Regions from separate parts of the Homo sapiens genome. Here region 2 is linked to region 1. Evidence: read pairs that join two places in POLR2A ChIA-PET (ENCODE). Cell type or tissue: Caco-2. All regions are shown on one strand. Each heading gives the region's core, and the rest is flanking DNA. Links, peaks and the distances in the headings are about the cores only. Region 1 overlaps TRIM9 (tripartite motif containing 9). Region 2 overlaps TRIM9 (tripartite motif containing 9).

Region 1 (5,390 bases), core at 332-5,331:
TGTTACAGAGAAGACAGTTATTCCTCTTTGTACCCAGGCATAATGGAAAGAACTAGATAACAGGAGATCCAGGTTATAGAACCAATGCTGCCACTTACTTGCAGGAAACTTTTTGCAAGTATCATCACCTGTCTGTACTTCCCACCTACAAAGATATAAGGGAGTTAAAATTACAATTGTGAAAGGATTTTGATAAGGTAAATTAAATGTTTATAATTTACTAATTTCAGTTCAACACAACCATAAACATTCATGTCAAACAGAGTCAATGTCTCACCAGTCAACAATTACTGCGTAAAAATCTCATCCCCCAACTTGGGGTACTTTTCTGGATCCTTTTCAGAGCATAGGGTACAGTCCAAAGCTGCTCTGAAAGGTGGCCTAAAAGAGTGAGACTCTTCCTCATGGGTCCAGAGAGAATATTCAGTTGAATTAAGCTCAAGAAATAAGAATACTATACAAAGATTTATATATTAAACAAAAGTATTCTGTTTTTCTCTAAGTAAGCTGAAATAGCTGATAAGGCTCCGTTTTTTTCAGATTCTCCAATAAAGATATTGTTACCAGTTTGAAGTAGCAGAAATTGTTTCTCCTGTATATGCCATGAAAAGATGCTATTAATTGGAGTTTCAGGTCAAATCACAGTTTGCATAAAGTAAGAGACAATTATCACAGCCATCTGTTCTTGTGTAATGAAAATAATGTACAGGGAACATTTGTCCTTACCATCAGTATGATAAATTGCACTTTCCTCACCTAAACAAGTTGGTGGACTTTTCAAAGTGTATATACACATACAACTTAACTTTGGCCTACAGAAGGATAGAAGAACCTATAACAAGATAAATGTTTAAGAATCAAATAGTTATAAATAAATATCATTTGTTTATCAGTTTTATCAGGGATTATTCATTGAAAGGATCAGAAACCCACTTAGGTGATCTCAGAGGATTTCATGGGAAGTGAAATAAAATCAACTCACAAGGAGAATGGAACTATAAAGCTAGAAACTAAGTTCACTCTCAGCATCAGTCAGGTTGGACTATGCTCCAGTAACAAATCTTCGAATCTCAGTGAATTATAATGGCATCTAATTTCTTACTTATTCATGTCAGTGTCCACTGAGAGTCTTTTTTTTTTTTTCTTTGCTTTAGCTTGTTTGTGTTGGTTTCCTGCCACTTGCAACCAAGAAGTCCTGACTTACAAAAGCATATGAATTAACACATGTAAATACTTTAAGATTCTAATTTTTATTCATCCTAGATATTGTCTTTAGAATATTGTGTTTAGAAGGCTGCATTCTGATGCCATAAATACAAATAGAGGGGCGGTTTTTGATTCAATGAAGCAGAAATCATATCATATTCAATGTTATCTACCCATTCACCACTAGGTAGCTTTTATTAGCCTTTTGGTTATTTTCTTCAGTTATTTTTATTGTGAGGTTTTTCACAAAGAGGCCGAAGAGATTTTTTTTTTTTTTTACCAACTCGAAATTACTCCATGTATGTAGTGATGACACTTTTAAGAACATTAGGCCAGACAGGGAGGTCCTGAAATCGAACTTCTGCCAATAATTGATTTGTTTGTTTTCAAAGGCAAGAAAACCTCTGAAGATATGTATGAGCACTCCACAATTCTTTTTGTTTTATCTATACTCTAGGTCAGCATTTCTCAAACTCTGCTCCCACGAGTTTTCCATAGTTAAATAAGTTTGAGACTCTCCATTCTGAACAGGCTGCAGGTAGTTCACATTGTATATTGTATCAATATGCCTATGTATACACATCCTGCAACAAACAAAGCCACTTGATTCAATGTAGCATTTTCCAAATTTGTCTAACTTTGGAAACTCTGTTAGAGTGCCACACAAGTTTGGAGAACACTAGTTCAGGTAGTTATTAGTGAATAAGTTAGTAAGTAATTGTTATTCATTTCTTGTCTATGTAGATTAGAATACCTAAAACTATGCCTGCAGCAAACCTATCCTTAAATCTTAAATCTTGCATTAATTCTTAAAGCAAATGTTAAAAGTTAAATTTATTTTATTTTTTAAACATTAAAAGTCAAAGAGGTAAAAATAATTAACATAAGTTTTGTAGTATTTATATGTATGGACTGGAATACATGTTGTCCCCCTTTCTATTGTAAATAACTCAAAAAATGATTTTAGGCATGAGGAATATTAATGTAATATAATTTTAAAAACCACCACTTCATTCTACTTTAGACTACTTTTAGGTTTTGTATACATGATACCAAATGACTGGTCTAATTGAGTTTTTCATTAATCTGTGGTATACAAAAATAGATTGTTTTAAAGATACTTTTGATGAGCAGAAAAAGACAATATGAAAAGCTTAAAACTTTAATATTGCTCTGGGGACAACATAGCATAACAACTTATGAAGTAAATGCTTGTTTAATGCATTCCAGGTTTTGCTAATATTTTTATATTGACATTTTGGGTCAATTTTTAACCTTAGAACAAGAGTTATCTATAAAATGGCCACCACAGTGTACCTACACTATCAGAGACCATCTAGGTTTTGTTAAGCAGCATATCTAATTCAGCCCAAAGGACATCTCAAAGCCAAGATCATTCCCCTGGGGTGTTCTCACAACCCTAAACTGGGCCCCTATCCTAAACTGAGACCTAACTCCAAGTGAGATTACCCAAGAAACCTAAGCAAAATATATCTAACAGCAGGTTTTCTTTTTTCTAACTGCATCTGTGTCAGGGAAATCATCATGACATCATTTCACTTTTGTTTGGCCCTGGTTTTGCCTTCTTTTTAAACTATCCAGGCCTAAAGTGCAGCATGTTGGCCATGGGTCTAGTCACAATCCCATCTGCCTGCTTAGCTATCTTCTCCTTGACACCCTCTGACTTTCTCCATAGAGCCCCTCCCTTCCTGTCCACTACGCTTGCCCTCCCCCAGTTTCTTAGACCAAACCTTCAGATCACCAGACCAACTAACCTGGCCACACCCAGTTGAGATGAGTCAGCCTCCACAGCTGTGGACCAGACCAGCCTGCCAACCGGGAACCTGATGCTGCTACCCCACCTACCAGAGTTACACCTGCACCAGCAGTGCCCGCCACCTCCCCCCACCCCAGCTGTGTTTAATTGCAGACACTTTTTTATTAAATAACTGTAGAGAGGGAGTTTTCTTCATTTTGGCTGATTCATTTTAAGCTGCAAAAGCAAGAAAACTTTTTTTGAGTGTCTAGTCATGAATAAATAAACATCATTTACTTTTCCCCCCTCCTCAACACGCCTGTCTCAAGAAACTCATCCACTCCGTGGTTTCAATTCCTGCTTGTACCTGATTGTCTGAAACAGATCTGGTCATTTCAGTCCCCTTCCTCTTCACAGTTTGGTCCCAGACTCTCTTCCCAGCCCTGTCACCTGTTCAGCTCACCCTCCTCCATAGCGTCCATATCTGTATTCTAACCCTGAGCATCCTCCCACTGTATTATAATTGCTTCTGTGAGAAATCTTCCACTGAACCCTAATAACTCAATTCCATAGACTGTTTCTTATCTATCTTCTTTTACTCCGTTTCTGTACTTAGTAGAAGTTAGATAAAGGTTGGTTCAATGAAGAAAATAATCAGTAGAGGAAGACTAATAACTAGCAATATAACCCGGTATTTTAAATTTCTCAAATTAGCCTGACAGTAATCATTAAATTTGAAAGCCTGTATTTTATACTTTTTGCTAAAATGTACTGGGCACTTACTACATGCAGGCACTGCTCTAAAGATTTTTACAGCATTTTCTCATTTAATCTTCATAATCCACACATCTTCCTGTGAGAAAACTGGAACACAGGAAGATTATGAAGTCACACCCGTTGTAATTGGCAGGGTCAGAGTTTGAATCCTGGCTGTCTGACTCTACAACTCACATGTTTAACTGCTGTTCTGTTCTACTTTCTGATAAGCCCAGGAAGCATACCTATAAAGCACAGTTTTATGAACTTACAAACTTCAATGACATAACAAATAGCTGGACTCCTTTAGTTCTCGTATATGAAAATTACTGAGAAATTGAGTCATTTTTCTCCTAAGATTCCTTGTGACAAAATAAATTTAGAAAAGAAATTGTGGTGCATGAGGAAAGAGGTGACAAGTATGTTGAATATTCCACAGACCAGATCATCGGAGGTATAGGCCTAATTACCTTACCTATATAATTACCTTACCTGACAGAGATGGGGTTCATCCTGCTTCTCTGTCAGAACTAAGTAACAAATAGACAGTAAGATTTTACCAGCTCAACCATGGAGCATTGTCTCTCTTCTAACAAAATAATGCATCCCAAAATTTACAGACATAAAAACCATAAACTAATAAGTAGATTTTAATAATTACAGACCAAAAAAACCATAAACTAATAAGTAGATTTTAAAAATAAAAATCCATAGGCATTTTAAGTATCTTTATTTCTACACATCTAAACATTTATAAGTCCATTTTTGAAAACACAAAACATGTTTAAATCTGTAAGCAAGTATCTGTTTACTTTCAGTTTTTTCTTGTACCTTTTGCCTATGTGGTTAAAAGAAAATATGCGTATTCCAGTTCAGAATAGAAAGCTGATCCACCTTTCACCATATAAAAAGGAATATGTGAACCGAGGAGGATATCGTTTAAGAATGGATTTAAACACTGCCAAATAAAACTGTTTTTCATAGCCTTGCATAGAAGCAGAACTGCGTGTTTTATACTAACAGTTCTGATCAAAGAAGAAACTGTCCCTTTTAAAGAGCTGGCTTTGGAAATAGAATGCTAAACATTATTCTTTGGTGCGGGAATAGCCACCTTCTGTCAGGAGTACATGTAGATGGTTAATTCTCATCCACCGCTGATTTATTCATGTGACACTGACTTTCTAGCTGGGTAGCATCAGTCAGTTTTATTGAGGTTTTTGCTCATCTCCTCTTACTCTTACTTTGCTTGCAGCCTGCACTTTAAGAAGTAACTGTGTGGCACCAAATATTCATCACTTACTCCCATGCTCCAGGAGAGCCTGAGAGAATAACACTGTTCTGGCCTGCGCTGTCTATCAGTCTAAGGCATTATTAGTCTCTGAACAAAGCAGGTTGCAGAGAGGAGTAAATGGCAATATAGGGAATTAAACACTTTCTGTCTAGAGCAGGTCTTTATAACAGGCTTTGTGATTTTGTAGAGGGCAAAATCTTGGATGGTCAAATATACACAGGCTCAACTGTAAGCCCAGCTCATCCAAAGCCAAATTACTCTATGACATAATCTACCTCTTTTGATTGTCTGTACTTTAGTTTCTTTTCATCAGTGCAAACAAAAATCAACAGCTGACTTTACTAGATATATATAGTCCATTACCTAGCACTGCTGATATTT
Region 2 (5,390 bases), core at 327-5,326, 98 kb after region 1:
ATGCTGTCACCTTGTGAGGAACAAAGAACCTGTCAGAAGAACAACTACAGGGAACACCTCAGCCCATCTAATCCCTCTAGCCAAAATTCCAAGGAGGACAGTGATGTGTGTGCCTTTCCAATCCCTAACCACTACATAAACTAAACACTCTATTTAAAGAAGAAAAGATGTATCCTTAACACAGTTAGGGTTTATTAGGTCCTCTACACAAACCTTGGTCCCCACTGAGACCACTGAAATGTGCCCTGGGGCCAGTGGCATAAGCTTTACCTTTTGTATATTTCTAGGTTACAAAGGAGCAGCAATAGTCTTGTCACCCCAAAATTTTATCCTCCAGGAATTGATCCTACCTGAGTCTCTATTGTATCCCTCCACAGCTGTGGTGTAACTTGGATATGTCCCTTAGCCTCTCTGGACTTCAGTTTTCTCATCTCTAAAACCATGGACTTACAGCTGAGGACCTCTGAGTCTTTACAATTAGTACCTTTGTGGCTTCTCTCTCTAAAACTGCTGTTGAAAGTTGTTTCAGAAAATGCTATGAAGCAGCATTAGATACCTCCTGCCTCCTCCAAGGGTCATAATGAGTCTTAAAGTTATGCCTATGATACTGAAAATTCAACACTAATAGAAAATGATTGATAAAGGATCATATAAGGAAATGTATATGGTCTACTGAAAGATGGTTTTTCTGTCTCTGCTTTTCCTGACCCAGAGCATCTGGGCCTCTCCAAAAATAGTTAGAAGAATATGCATTTCCAGGACAAAGTTCTCAAGGTAGGTAATCATACCTGACCATATTTGGGTAAATTTTACAAAATCCAAGGTGAGAGGCATAATGATAGGTTTCAGAGCCCAGAAAAGAGAGATACTTTGTTCTTTTAAATTTTGACACATGCATGATATCCCAGGGAATTTCTTGCATTTTTCCATGGGACTGAGATTCAGAACCCTATTTTTGGTTCTGGGAAGTGTGCTTTGCAACTGATACCCTGGAAAGCAGTTTCATTCTTTGGAATCCTCTGTATGTAATTGAAATACAGGAATTTTCAGTTCCTCTGATGATAGTTCCTTATAAATAATGCCATGGTATTCTAAATTGGAGTGGAGAACTTGGTGATGAAGTATGCATCTGTCCTTGGGGTGGCAAAAGCTGTTTCATTCTTCTAAAAGAAGGTTTTCAAAACAGATTTGTTTCTCACTTCTCAATTGCAATTAATGCCACACTTAACAAAGCTTAAAATACCACCTTTTATTATAAATTATGTACCAGTTGGACATAATTGTGACTTTGGCTGCTTATAAGACCATTTATGAAAACAGCCTCATTCTTCATTCATTTCTTTGTCTCTTTTAAAATCTTCCCAACAAAAGCAAATTATTTTACAGCTGGTTTATAATTGAGTTGAAACTCATCTTTAACACTGTACAATTCTTCGTGACATGTCTTGCCTTACCGTGCTCCAAAATACAACCATCTTATTGGACCTGGGTTCAAGGGCTGCTTAAGTTATGAAGTTGTTCACTGCCAGACAGGAGGACAACCCAGACTTCTACCAGGACACAGAGGGCACTGGATTAGTATACACTATCATAAGCAACCACAATCTGTTTGCTTTTCCTCTTTAGATTCCAAAAATAACACCCCAAAGGCTACCTTTTCAAATATTCTACAACATCTGCAAAAATCTTTAGTACTCTGTCCTTGGAGTCAGTCAAGAAATTCCACCCCCAGAAGTGTAAAAACCAATCAATAATATATGACACTGATTTTCTCTAAATTATTATTTTTCTTATGGTTGAGTCTCCTGCCAACTTTATGTTTCCCAACGGCTCAATTCTACTGCAATGTCTGGCACATGACAGGTGTTCAATAGCGTTGGCTAATGAACAAATAAAAGAAATATATGGGCTGGGTGCCATGGCTCATGCCTGTAATCTCAACACTGGGGAGGCTGAGGTGGGAGGACTGCTTGAGGCCAGTGGTTTGAGACCAGCCTGGGCAACATAAAAAGACCTTGTCTCTACAGAAAAAATTAAAATTGGCCAGGTGCAGTGGTATGCACCTGTAGTTCCAGCTACTCAGGATGCTGAGGGAGGAGGATCCCTTGAGCCCAGGAGTTCAAGGCTGCAGTGAGCTATGATCAACACCACTACACTCTAGCCTGGATGACCAAGTGAGACCCTGTCTCTAAAAAAGAAATAAAGAAACAAAAGAAATATATGGTGGCCAAACAGGAGTACATCACCTAGATATTCTCAGTCAATAATACAAGTGGTCCCCAGCCAATCTTTGCTTTGTTGATTCTTGATTGCTTTTTTTAAGCAGAGGTCTCTGCCCTTATCTAGACCCTAACTCCAGACTCCAGCCAATCCTAGTGAGGAAGGGAAAGAAGTCCAGGAAAGAGCAAGAGGAAAATGATGGTCATTGACAGAGTTGATGGAAAGCATATCTTGATACGTATTCGTTACGAACACAGTCCCGTCCTAGAGTTATAGTTATGCCTAGAGTCACCACATTTGGCCATTGACATACTGTTTTCCATTGCTCTTTCCTGCTAAACTGCTTTCATTCAGCAAAGCTCTGCAACCACACGGGATCCCTGCGTGTGATGAAATATGATGTGATGTTAAACGTCTCTTCAGGAGCTCCTCATTTTTCTCTAGTGATCTATAAAGTTAAAAATTAATAATAATTATTATCCTGCATATTAGCTGTGACCTGAAACATAGCTTTGTATCATGTATTGTGAAAAAAAAATGACAACCTCATTCCTCTTTGTCCTTAATAATAGAATATGAATGGCTGAGAAGCCTTCTCCATATTGTGATAGTTGTGTTTTGAAGGGGAGGTGAGGAAGTAGTGTGTGCCTTCTTCCTGCATCCCATGGGCATAACGCAGAATACGCACTTAAGTAGGTGTGTGCACATTCAATGTGTGTTAAGTGTGATTCGGCTAAACCAGGGAGTGGCAATACTGTTCTCAATGTTGTCATATTGTCTTTGATTCATGCCTTTGAACATGTCCAGAGGGCATGACCAGGAGAGTAAAGGATTTGGAATCCATACATAGTGAAATGGTTGGACATTGACTCTATTTAGCCCAGAAAAGGGAAGATTTAAAGAGGATTGGTGACTGGCCTCAAATACTTGAAGAACTAGTGATCTGTTCCATGTGGCCCCAGATAGTAACGCTACAATTGGAGAGTGGAGCTCCCAAAGAGGTATGTCTAGACCAATATAAGCAATAACTGCCAACTAGAGGGAGCTGGCTGGAAGCAATGAGTTCCTCATCCCAGGGGACTTCAAGGGGAAGCTTGATGGCAGCTCCTCTGATGATATTAAGTTTCTTCCCTCTAAGACTCCTGAAATCTAAGGTAATGTGAAGTGGTATAGATGACTTACAGGCAGCTGACCCAGCATGTGCACTACATGCCCATGGGGAAGGGCATGAAGGGAGAATTGCTTGTTTAGTTAAGCTGGGATCAGTTGGAAAGTGTTTCTCTCTTGTAATTCATTTGAAAAGTTCTCATTGCAAGGTAGGATTTTTTTGTTGTTGTTAACAGCTACTTAGAGAAAATACGGTAAAAGCCCAGCTGGTAGGTAATGGGAGGTCATAGATGGGGAAAAAACTCAAAAAAAAAAAAAAAAAGAAATGGTTGTACAGTATGGATGTTAAATAAACTTGCCTGATTAGAGTGAAAGGAGTCAAGGAAAATTGGGTCATCAGTAAACAATGGATCCACATGGAAGGATAGGAAGAGCCATAACCATCTTAATGCCAAGTTACTAATCCCGTGAATAACCATAGCTACCCTCAGTCCCCACCCTATAAAGGGGTGTCATCACCTACTCTAAGTTCTTCTTGGTGCTGAGAATAGAAAAGGTAAGTACAATTTATGATGGGATTGGATACACTCCCCAAGGTCTGTGTTCAGTAAACATCTCTTCACTGGTTTTCAGATAACTGCTTGGGAATTCAATGCACTCTGAAATTCATATTATTTTATATGTCCTTTCCATTAAATTTTAAAGCAACAAATATTTTCAATATCATGAATTGACTGTCACACCTAGTGAAAAATACATTTCCAAGCAAATTCTTGTTAATAAAAAAATCTTTTAGTCCGGGTGTGGTAGCTCACGCCTGTAATCTCAGCACTTTGGGAGGCTGGGGCAGGCAGATCGCTTTGAGCTCAGGAGTTCAAGACCAGCCTGGACAACATGGCAAAACCCCATTTCTACAAAAAATAGAAAAATTAGCTGGGCGTGATGGCTCACGCCTGTAGTCCCTGCTACTCTGGAGGCTGAGGTTGAAGAATCACTTGATCCAGGAAGCAAAGGTTGCAGTGAGCTGAGATCGTGGCATTGCATTCTGGCCTGGGCAACAGAGTGAGACCCTGTCTCAAAAAATAATAAATAATACTAAATAAATAAATAAATAAAATATTTTATTGACATAAATATAGTTGTAAATGCCTTCGCTCCATAATAGAAACCCATGCCAGTTTGTGGTGCTTGGGTGTTGTATTTTGAATTTTTCTATTACACTCAAAGGCTAATTTCCCCTTAAGATGATTATAACAAATAATTTTTGATTTATCATATCTGAAGAAAGAAATGATAATACATGATATTAAGTCATTCAAACCATATGAAGTTTAGGTAGGAGAAAAATGTATTCTTAGTGGGAACACAAAGTCTTGACTCCATAAATAGCAATTCCTTTTCTCTGAGATCTGGTTTATACTTTCATTTTTTAAAAGTCATCCCCCCACAGATAAGTCTAAAGCCTGAAAAGCTAACTTTAATATTGTAAGTTCAGAGGCTGACTCTTGGAGGTATTAAATTAAAACTTGCCAATGCCCTTGTTCAGAGCTCTTCACATAGGATGATATTCTGCACACACACGTGCTCCAGTTATTTTTGCTTCAACATGCGAGTAACATTTTGATAGAAGTGTATGTCCAGCAAAGAATTGCTGCTAACTGATTCAAACCAGAAAAAAATTCACGGAAATACCCTCTGGTCACAGAAACAAAATTATTATTTCAATGAGAAGAAAGTTCCTTTGTGATTTTGGACATGGCATATTACCTTCCTACCATCTGTATTTCCTAAATTATTGCTATTAGACTGAATGTTAAGAAGGCTTCAATTGGCGAAAGATCCACCTCTGACTAGACCACACCGTGCATAGAACCAGCTATTGTTTGACAAAATAGAAAGGACCAATTTTAGTAATTCAGAGAAACTAACTCATGCCCTTCTAAAACCAGATCAAATAATTGTTAAGTCTTTAGTCTGATATAATAATTATCTTCAGGCCAAACCTGACTATCTGAACAGAAACAGATATTTTGCCACCAATGCACCTCACCACTGCCTACAGT

Evidence for each region. ChIA-PET counts read pairs that join two places held together with the same protein. Peaks named below come from ENCODE experiments on the same cell type or tissue, not always from the same donor. Only the 100,000 strongest peaks of a DNase experiment are listed, where the experiment ranks them.
Region 2: POLR2A ChIA-PET joins it to region 1 with 6 read pairs; 2 of 35 experiments call an interaction of 5 or more read pairs at or near these places.

Annotation. Positions count from the first base shown.
Region 1 is chr14:51,084,742-51,090,131 of GRCh38, reverse strand. The region is part of intron 1 of TRIM9 (tripartite motif containing 9); the gene reads left to right. Among named protein-coding and RNA genes, the nearest start is that of TRIM9, 7.7 kb to the left of the region's middle. In Caco-2, for the core only: no CTCF peak of the experiment used is centred there; a DNase peak (open chromatin) is centred at 3,001.
Region 2 is chr14:50,986,834-50,992,223 of GRCh38, reverse strand. The region is part of intron 7 of TRIM9 (tripartite motif containing 9); the gene reads left to right. Among named protein-coding and RNA genes, the nearest start is that of PYGL, 45 kb to the right of the region's middle. In Caco-2, for the core only: no CTCF peak of the experiment used is centred there; no DNase peak of the experiment used is centred there.